2 separate regions of the Homo sapiens genome follow, and region 1 is linked to region 2. A link is a contact called in ENCODE Hi-C data. All regions are on one chromosome and are shown on one strand. Each heading gives the region's core, a stretch centred on a gene start or an enhancer-like site at or near the end of the contact. The rest is flanking DNA. Distances are from core to core; before and after follow the strand shown. Region 1 holds the start of TIPRL (TOR signaling pathway regulator). Region 2 holds the start of TMCO1 (transmembrane and coiled-coil domains 1).

Region 1 (3,777 bases), core at 77-2,576, 2.4 Mb after region 2:
GTCTTGAACTCCCGACCTCAGGTGGTCCACCCACCTTGGCCTCCCAAAGTGCTGGGATTACAGTCTTGAGCCACTGCACCTGGCCTGTGTTTTTATTTGTTTTTGAGACAGGGTCTCGCTCACCCAGGCATGAGTGCTGTGGCATGATCATGGCTCAATGCAGCCTCTGAGGCTCAAGAGATCCTCCCACCACAGCCTCTCAAGTGGCCTGGGACTACAGGCAGATACCATCATACACAGCTAATTAACACGGTTTGTAGAGATGAGGGCTTACTCTGGTGCCCACGCTGGTCTCAAATTCCTGGACTCAAGCAATCCTCTCACCTAGGCCTCCCAAGATGCTGGGATTATAGGCAGGAGCCACCTCGCCTGACTAAAGCTTAAATCTTTCAACAGATTGCCGATCAGAAAATCTTTGAATCCACCTATGATCTGTAAGCCTCTCCTTCAAGACATCCCACTTCCTTAGCCTGAACCAATGTATATCTTCCATATATTGACTTATTTTACCTGCAATTCCCAACTCCCTAAAATGTATAAAACAAAGAGTAATGCCACCGCTTCAGATGCTCTTTGTTAGGACCTCTTGGGACTATTCCCTGGGCCATGGTCACTCATATTGGTTCAGAATAAATCTCTTTAAAACCTTTTACAGAATTTGTTTTTTTTCCATTAACAAAATCATCTCATTTTGAGGCAACTGAAGCCTAAAATCGTTAGAGAAGCGCTTTGCCCAAGGATTCACACAATAGTGTTGCAAATGGAGATTTAGCACTAAGTCAGCTGTGTTGTTTTCACTATACTGGGTGCCTACATAGCAACTAGACCATGGAAAGTCTTCGCATATCTACGAGGATGCAATTTTTGATAGGAGTTGGTCATAGTCAAGAGTGGCTAGATGGCCACTTCTAAATCTTGTTGGTGCTGGATTTCCTAAACTCTGTGGGATTACTTCTTTTTTTGACCTCAAAACAGAAAAATTTCCTCTGTAACACGATTCACTAACACATGAGGTAATCACACTGCTTTGAGGTCTGTAAGGATCAAGTTGGAACCGTCATCCCCTTCCCTGGCAGTCCCTAAAATCCTTCGAGATGACGTCACCCAACGAGTTCAAGAGGGCGGTGCGTTCCTAACCACACCTTCTGCAACCCAAGTGCCGCCCCTCTGACTTTCTCCTTTTTCCTTTTTTCCGGAACGCCGGAACGTAAGACGTGGGTCACGCAACAAGAGCAACTAGTCCCGGAAGCAAAAAGCAAAGAGGCGGAGAAGAAGACGGGAAGCAGAGCCCGCGTCCGGGTCGGCCGGCAGGGGGCGGGGCCGGGCATGGTAACGGCTCGGAAGCCTAGGAGGCTGGGCCGGAGGGAGGCGGAGGAACCGGTGTTCGCCGCCGCCGCTGCTTCAGCTTATTCCTTGTGGCCTCTGCGGGTCCTGCCTCAGCCATGATGATCCACGGCTTCCAGAGCAGCCACCGGGATTTCTGCTTCGGGCCCTGGAAGCTGACGGCGTCCAAGACCCACATCATGAAGTCGGCGGATGTGGAGAAGTGAGGCTTCGGGGCACGGGGTCTGGGCGCTGGCCGGTTGCTGGCCCAGGGCGGGAGGCAGGGCGAACTCTGTGCAGCCCCTCCCCTTTTCCCTGAGGCGGAGGTTCGGTCCCTCCGGACCGGACCTTTGATTGACAACTTCGATAAATAATCCAGTCACACTTCCGGGCCCTTTGGTTGGGGATCGCCAGGCGCTGCTTTCGTCAACTGTCAATCCGCCTGGGTTTGAGTAGAGTGTGACTGTTCTGGTGGACTTTCCCCTCACCAAACGTCTCCTCCTGCCTCAGCCTGCACCACCTTTCTTTCTGGGTGGCTGTTGCCTGTTTTCTTAGGGGTTAATGACGGGGATGATTTATAAGTTTGGTTTCTGTCACGTCAGGTGCTGTGCCCGGCGCTTGAGATAGGAAATGTAAAAGACAACGTGCGCCTCAATTCACAGTCTCGTGAGAGAGACAGACAATTATATTACAGCGTGAATAAATGTAATGAAGATGTATACACGGAGTGATGTGAGGTCTTTTAGGGGCTCGAACCATCTGGGAAATTGGGATGCCTGAACTGAATCTTTATAAAACCGTTGCGGGGGGCGGTGGATAGGTACATGCCATCAGGTCAGGCAGAGTGAGTTGTGATGCGTTTTTGATGCCTGGGCTGAATCTTGACAAAATTTAGGGGAATCAGGGGACGCATGTAAAGCTGGGGGCTCAGGGAGAGTGAAAGCTGTGATGTGTTTAAAGAGCTGTGTCCGTGTGATTGGAGCGTGAGGTACCATAGGGGGTGTTGTGAGAGATGAGAGGTAGGCCCCAGGGGAATCAAGATACTGAGGGAATTTTTATGCCTGGCTAAGGAGTTTTCAATTTTATCTGACAACCACTGGGTGTAATTTTATCCAAAGGAGCTGCATTATCAGATGTACGCTCTGAAAGATTTCTCTGGAGGCCATGTTGAGGCTGGATTGCAGGTCCGCAGGGATGGGAAGGAGACCAGTTAGTAAGAGAAAAGATAGGTTTTAGAAGATTAAGTCCCTGGGATGGCCAGCTGATGGGAGGAGAAATAAAAAAGGAAGAGTCTATGCTGATGACAAGATCTCTGGCTTGGATTTTTGCATGTATCGTATGCCTTTGAACAAGATGAGAAGCACAGGAGGAGGAGAAGCAGATGGGGGCAGGGTGTTGGTTAGAGGATGAGTTTAGTTTATTGAAATGTGAGGTGGGTATAGGTCATAAAGTGAAGATGTGTAGTAGGCATTTAGATATATTTATCTTGGAGCTCAAAAAAGATAACGTCTGTGGGTTTAAGTTTGGGAATTATCTGCTTATATTTGGTACCTGGAGCTTTGGGAATGAATTAAGGTATCTAGAAGTCATCCAGAGGAAAAGGTCATAAAATAGAACCCTAAGTGAGTACTTGCATTTTAAGATTTGAGCAGAGGGAGTGACCAGGGAAGAGAGGAAAGTAATGAAACGATGTTTGCTTCCTAATTCAAGAAAATAAGTGGTAATATTCTAGTAGACTCACTGAAAAAAATTAGGAAAATACAGAAAAGAAAGGAAAAAAATTTCCCTTCATCCCACCAGAAATTGAATTACTTTTTTGAGTTTTTCCTCTCTATATCTTTCTTTTCTTTTTTTTTTATAACTTTTTTTTTTTTTTTGTATTTTTAGTAGAGACGGAGTTTCTGCATTTTGCTCAGGCTGGTCTCGAACTCCTGACCTCAGGTGATCTGTCCGCCTTGGCCCCCCAAAGTGCCGGGATTACAGGCATGAGCCACTGCGCCCAGCCTTGTATAACTTTTATTTATTTTTTATTTTGTTTTTTTGAGACAGAGACTCACTCTGTCGCCCAGGCTGGAGTGCAGTGGCACAGTCTCAGCTCACTGCAGCCTCCGCCTTCCAGGTTCAAGTGATTCTCCTGCCTTAGACTCCCTGGTAGCTGAGACTACAGGCGCGTGCCACCACGCCTGGCTAATTTTTGTATTTTTATTTATTTATTTATTTTTAATTTTCTTTTCTTTTCTTTTTTTCTTATTCTTTCTTTCTATTTTTATTTTGAGATGGAGTTTCACTTGTTGCCCAGGCTGGAGTGCAATGGCGCCATCTCGGCTCACTGTAACCTCCACCTCCTGGGTTCAAGCGATTCTCCTGCCCAGCCTCCCAAGTAGCTGGGATTACAGGCATGCATCACCACGCCCAGCTAATTTTGTATTTTTAGTAGAGATGGGGTTTCACCAT
Region 2 (4,178 bases), core at 1,225-3,724:
AGTTCACCAAGGAAGTGAATGTAGAGAAAAAAACTAAATTTTGTGTCACTCCCAACAACGGGAGGTCAAGAAATGAAACCATCAAGTAAATTGCAGAAGAATGATCAGTAAGGGCTGGGCACTGTGGTTCATGCCTGTAATCCCAGCACTTTGGGAGGCCTAGCCGGGAGGATCGCTTGAGCCCAGGAGTTTGAGATCAGCCCTGGCAACAGAACAAGACCTCATCTCTCCAAAATATCAGCCAGTCATGGTGGTGTGCATCTGTAGTCCCAGCTACTCAGAAGTCTGAGGCAGGAGGATCGCTTAAGCCTGGGAGGTCCAGGCTGCAATGAGCTCTGAGGGGTGACAGAGTGAGACCCTGTCTCAAAAAATAAATAAATAAATAAAAAATAAAAAAAGGATGACTAGTAAGATGGAGAGCAGCAAAACCGAAAGTATGGTGTCCTGGAGCCAAATTAATAAAGCATATCAAGGTTTCTGGCTTACACTACTGGAAGCATGGAGGTACCCATCACCAAGATAGGGAAATCCTGGAAGAATATCACGTTTGTGAAGGTAAAGATAACGAGTTTGGCCCAGATATGCTGAGGTACATAATCAACACTGAGTAAATTAAGGAACAGTAAGCTGTAATTTTAAAAGCCTGAGTCTGGTCTCTAATTCTTTGTTTGCTCTGTGACGTAAGTTGTCATTATCATCCTGAGGCTCAATTTTCTTTCCTATGACATGGAGGTAATATTTATACGAGTAACCACAAATGGTTGCTGTGTAGATCAAATATGGTAATTTAAGAAAAAAAACTTCAAACCCCTATGAAGATATAAGAAAAAGTCACAGAATACAGAAAGTTGTAGGAATTCTAAGAAACAAAAGTTATATTTAATCCTTATAAGGAAAAAAAGAAGAGAGAAAACTAAATCAGGCCTATAAGGAACCATTCACCCTGTACCTTTAGCTGAGTCCTGTGGAATTCCTGCTTTATTTCAAAGGTAACAAACCCTTCTTGTTTTTAATCTTTTCCTTAAACACCTCTTCAACTTTCTAACCCAACTGAAACTCGGCTTATCTCTGAAGACACCACTTACCTTGACACCAGTCATAATGACATATCATCCTCCAAACATGCCTTAAATGTTAAGATTTCCATATTTTTGCTCATATGTTATTTCTTTACCTGGAATTTCCTTTCCCCATTTCATTCTCTATCCAAATTCTAACTATCCACAAGGAACTGCAAGGCCATCAGCATCATGAAGGCTACCATGGTTCCTCACAACTGAATGAAGCCTCTTCTTCTTTTTTTTTTAAAGACAAGTCTCACTATTGCCCAGGAGGCAGTGTAGTGACACCATCGTGGCCCACTGTAGCCTCAATCTCCTGGGCTCAAGGGATCCTCATGCCTCAGTCTCCCAAATAGCTGGGACTATAGGTGTGTACCACCATACCCAGCTAATTTTTTCTGTAGGGACGAGGTCTCCCTATGTTGCCCAGGCTGGTGTCAAACCCCTAAGTTCAGTCCTGCCTCAGCCTTCCAAAGTGCTGGGATTAACAGGAGTAAGCCACTGCGCCAGATTGAACCTCTTCTTTAGAACCACCACAGCACATAACATGTATCTGCTACGCCCCTCACTTCCCTCTAGTTGGTATTACACATTTTGCATAAAAGTCTTCTATTTCTAAATAGGCTTCAAGTCAGGTTCATCTTTGTATCAGCTGGTGCTCTTAAAATATTTATTGTGAACATGGACTTAATGAGCTTGACGTGTTGAAATTATTTCTAATGTGTTGCCATACTCACATTTTTTACTCTGTTTTTCCACTTCTGCCTTCAGTCTCTTGTACTTGTCTGTCCTGTAAACCAGGACCCAGGTTATGCCTAAAACATTAAAAGCAACATGTTAATAGAGAAATGACTGGAATGATCACAACAAACAAAGTGGTTACTGTTGGAGAAGGAGGAATTCCAACTTTTCGCTTTGTATTTACCCATAGTTAACTTTTTTCAAAGGCTAATACAACTGACTCTTCAGCCAAAACAACAGTAACATGATGTGAAGGTGTCTCCACAAATACCCAAGTGAAATCTACCTGAGACCAAAGAAAACTCGGCAATCGACTCCATACTCCCCTCCTGCTCCTGTTCACGAGTTGCCCAGAGATTCCCTGAAGTGGAGTAGATGAGCCTCTCAAGCAAGTAAGGCTCGCGATCTTTCCCCTGGTGGCACAGGGGACCCCGGGGCCCTTCCTCCCGGGGACTGATCAAACGTCTGAGAAATACCCGCTCTCACCCTCTGCGAGCAGAGCCGTGCACACAGAGATAAAAACGATGAGGAGAGTGTCCGCGAACATAGTGCTCATCTCGCACCTTCGTCTCTGCACTCTCACCCGCCAGGGGGAAAGCGCTCTACAGCCAGGAAAAGTGAAGCGAAAACGGCTTCCGTAGACTCCGCCACCACCGAGTAACAGACCAACTCTGACAGCCCGAAGATCGCACTTCCGCTTCCGGGGCATAGCACCGGAAAGGCTCGTATCGGAGAACGGTGTGGCCACGAGAGTCTAGAGGAAACCAACCCGCAACTCACTGGAGCTGAAGGGCTGGTAGTCAGGCCGAATCTCGCGAGAATTGGAACTATTTCAGAGCCAGAGGAGGATAGTGGCGGCGGCGAACTTTGCCCGGTAGATTTTACTGACTGGGGTGCTGGCGCGCGCCTTTTTCTCGGCCAGAATCCAGTTATTGGGATAGTCTTGACTTCTACCTCAGCCCAACTTCTGTGGTCGTAATATTAGTTTAGCTTGGGTTTGCCGTGAAGTAAGAAGACTGACTTCCGCAAAGGTACTGAACGACTGGGTGTAGGTGCCAGGGCATGGACGTGAAGCTGGAACCGCGAAATGAGTTAGTTGTGGGCCGCTGGCCTCAAGGAGCGAACGTCAGCGCGAAGAGGAGAAGCTTGTGCATACGCTCTGATAAGGGTTTTAATAGAGGTATTACCACAGTGCTGCGTGACACGGTTGAGAGAGTGGTCAGAAGAAGCTAATGAAAGGAATTGAAGCAGTGCCTTAGGGGAGTAGGAGTACTTTTGGAGATAGCAAAGGACTTTCTAGGCAAAGTGGAAGTCAAAGCACGGATGCCTGAAAATTCATAGTGTGATAGTGCAGTGAGTAATGTATCTAGAGAAGGGGTCTTAAACCCAGATGCCTAGACTGGCGAGAGAAAATAAATTATCTTATGCAAGCTGAGCCTAAACAAATGGTGGAAGTTACTACGATGGATAAGTGAGCATTAAGTTCATCTGAAAGGAGAATTTGATACCCAAATCCAACCCATTTCTCTAGGAGAATGAGCACCCAGTTTCTGAGATGTCTTCGTTTCTCAGGAAAATCCAGAAATCCTGGGTTTTATGTGAAACTTAATTTATAAGTGTTGCTAACTAATTAAAATTCAAAAATGTCTCAGCAGCGTGGTTTCAGCCATTGTAGACGGTTTCAGCTTTTTCACACTGGGGTGTGTGTGTGTATGGGTGAAAACCTGGAAGCTGGCTGAGCTGTATCCTCTTGTACTTCCTCCTATCATTGGTGTTTTTTTGTTTGTTTGAGATGGAGTTTCACTCTTGTTGCCCAGGTGGAGTGCAATGGCACAATCTCGGCTCACTGCAACCTCTGCCTCCGGGTTCAAGCCATTCTCCTGCCTCAGCCTCCCAAGTAGCTGGGACTACAGGTGCCCGTCCCCACGCCCAGCTAATTTTTTGTATTTTTAGTAGAGACGGGGTTTTGCCATGTTGGCCAGGCTGGTCTTGAACTCCTGACCTCAGATCCACCCACTTCGGCCTCCCAAAGTGCTGGGAATACAGGCGTGAGCCACCGTGGCCGGCCCTCATTGGTTCTTTTAAACTGTACTGCACTTAAATATATAATTCTCCTAAACACTACTTTTGACTTTTTTTTAGCTTTATGTGCATTTCTTGTCTCCCAGACTTAGCAACAGAGACCCTGTCTCCTTTTTAAGAAACATTATTGAGCTTCTACTATATGTCAAGAACTGTGGTAGGCACTGTAGGGTCAAAAGGATGGTTAAGAGAATATTCCTGACTTCTAAGGGCCCAGGGAGATTATATAATATAATAAGATTATAGGTATTATAGAGGTATTCTTAAAATGTTGAGGGGGTACAGATGAAAACA

Evidence for each region. Hi-C counts contacts between places; a loop is a spot of excess contacts on that map. Pooled maps may share reads with other maps.
Region 1: a pooled map shows a loop between it and region 2 (13-fold over the local background). The contact joins the promoter of TIPRL here to the promoter of TMCO1 in region 2. A Hi-C loop is called at or near these places in 7 of 50 pooled maps.

The regions. Positions count from the first base shown.
Region 1 is chr1:168,177,636-168,181,412 of GRCh38, forward strand. It overlaps TIPRL (TOR signaling pathway regulator), which reads left to right and starts at 1,327. Exons shown (of 7, transcript NM_152902.5): 1 at 1,327-1,546. The coding sequence starts at 1,443. RefSeq lists enhancers at 950-1,451, 1,439-1,558.
Region 2 is chr1:165,766,394-165,770,571 of GRCh38, forward strand. TMCO1 (transmembrane and coiled-coil domains 1) reads right to left here and starts at 2,475. Exons shown (of 7, transcript NM_019026.6): 1 at 2,289-2,475; 2 at 1,799-1,876. The coding sequence starts at 2,358. It overlaps TMCO1-AS1 (TMCO1 antisense RNA 1), which reads left to right and starts at 2,536. Exons shown (of 3, transcript NR_125374.1): 1 at 2,536-2,982. RefSeq lists enhancers at 2,086-2,762, 2,763-3,438.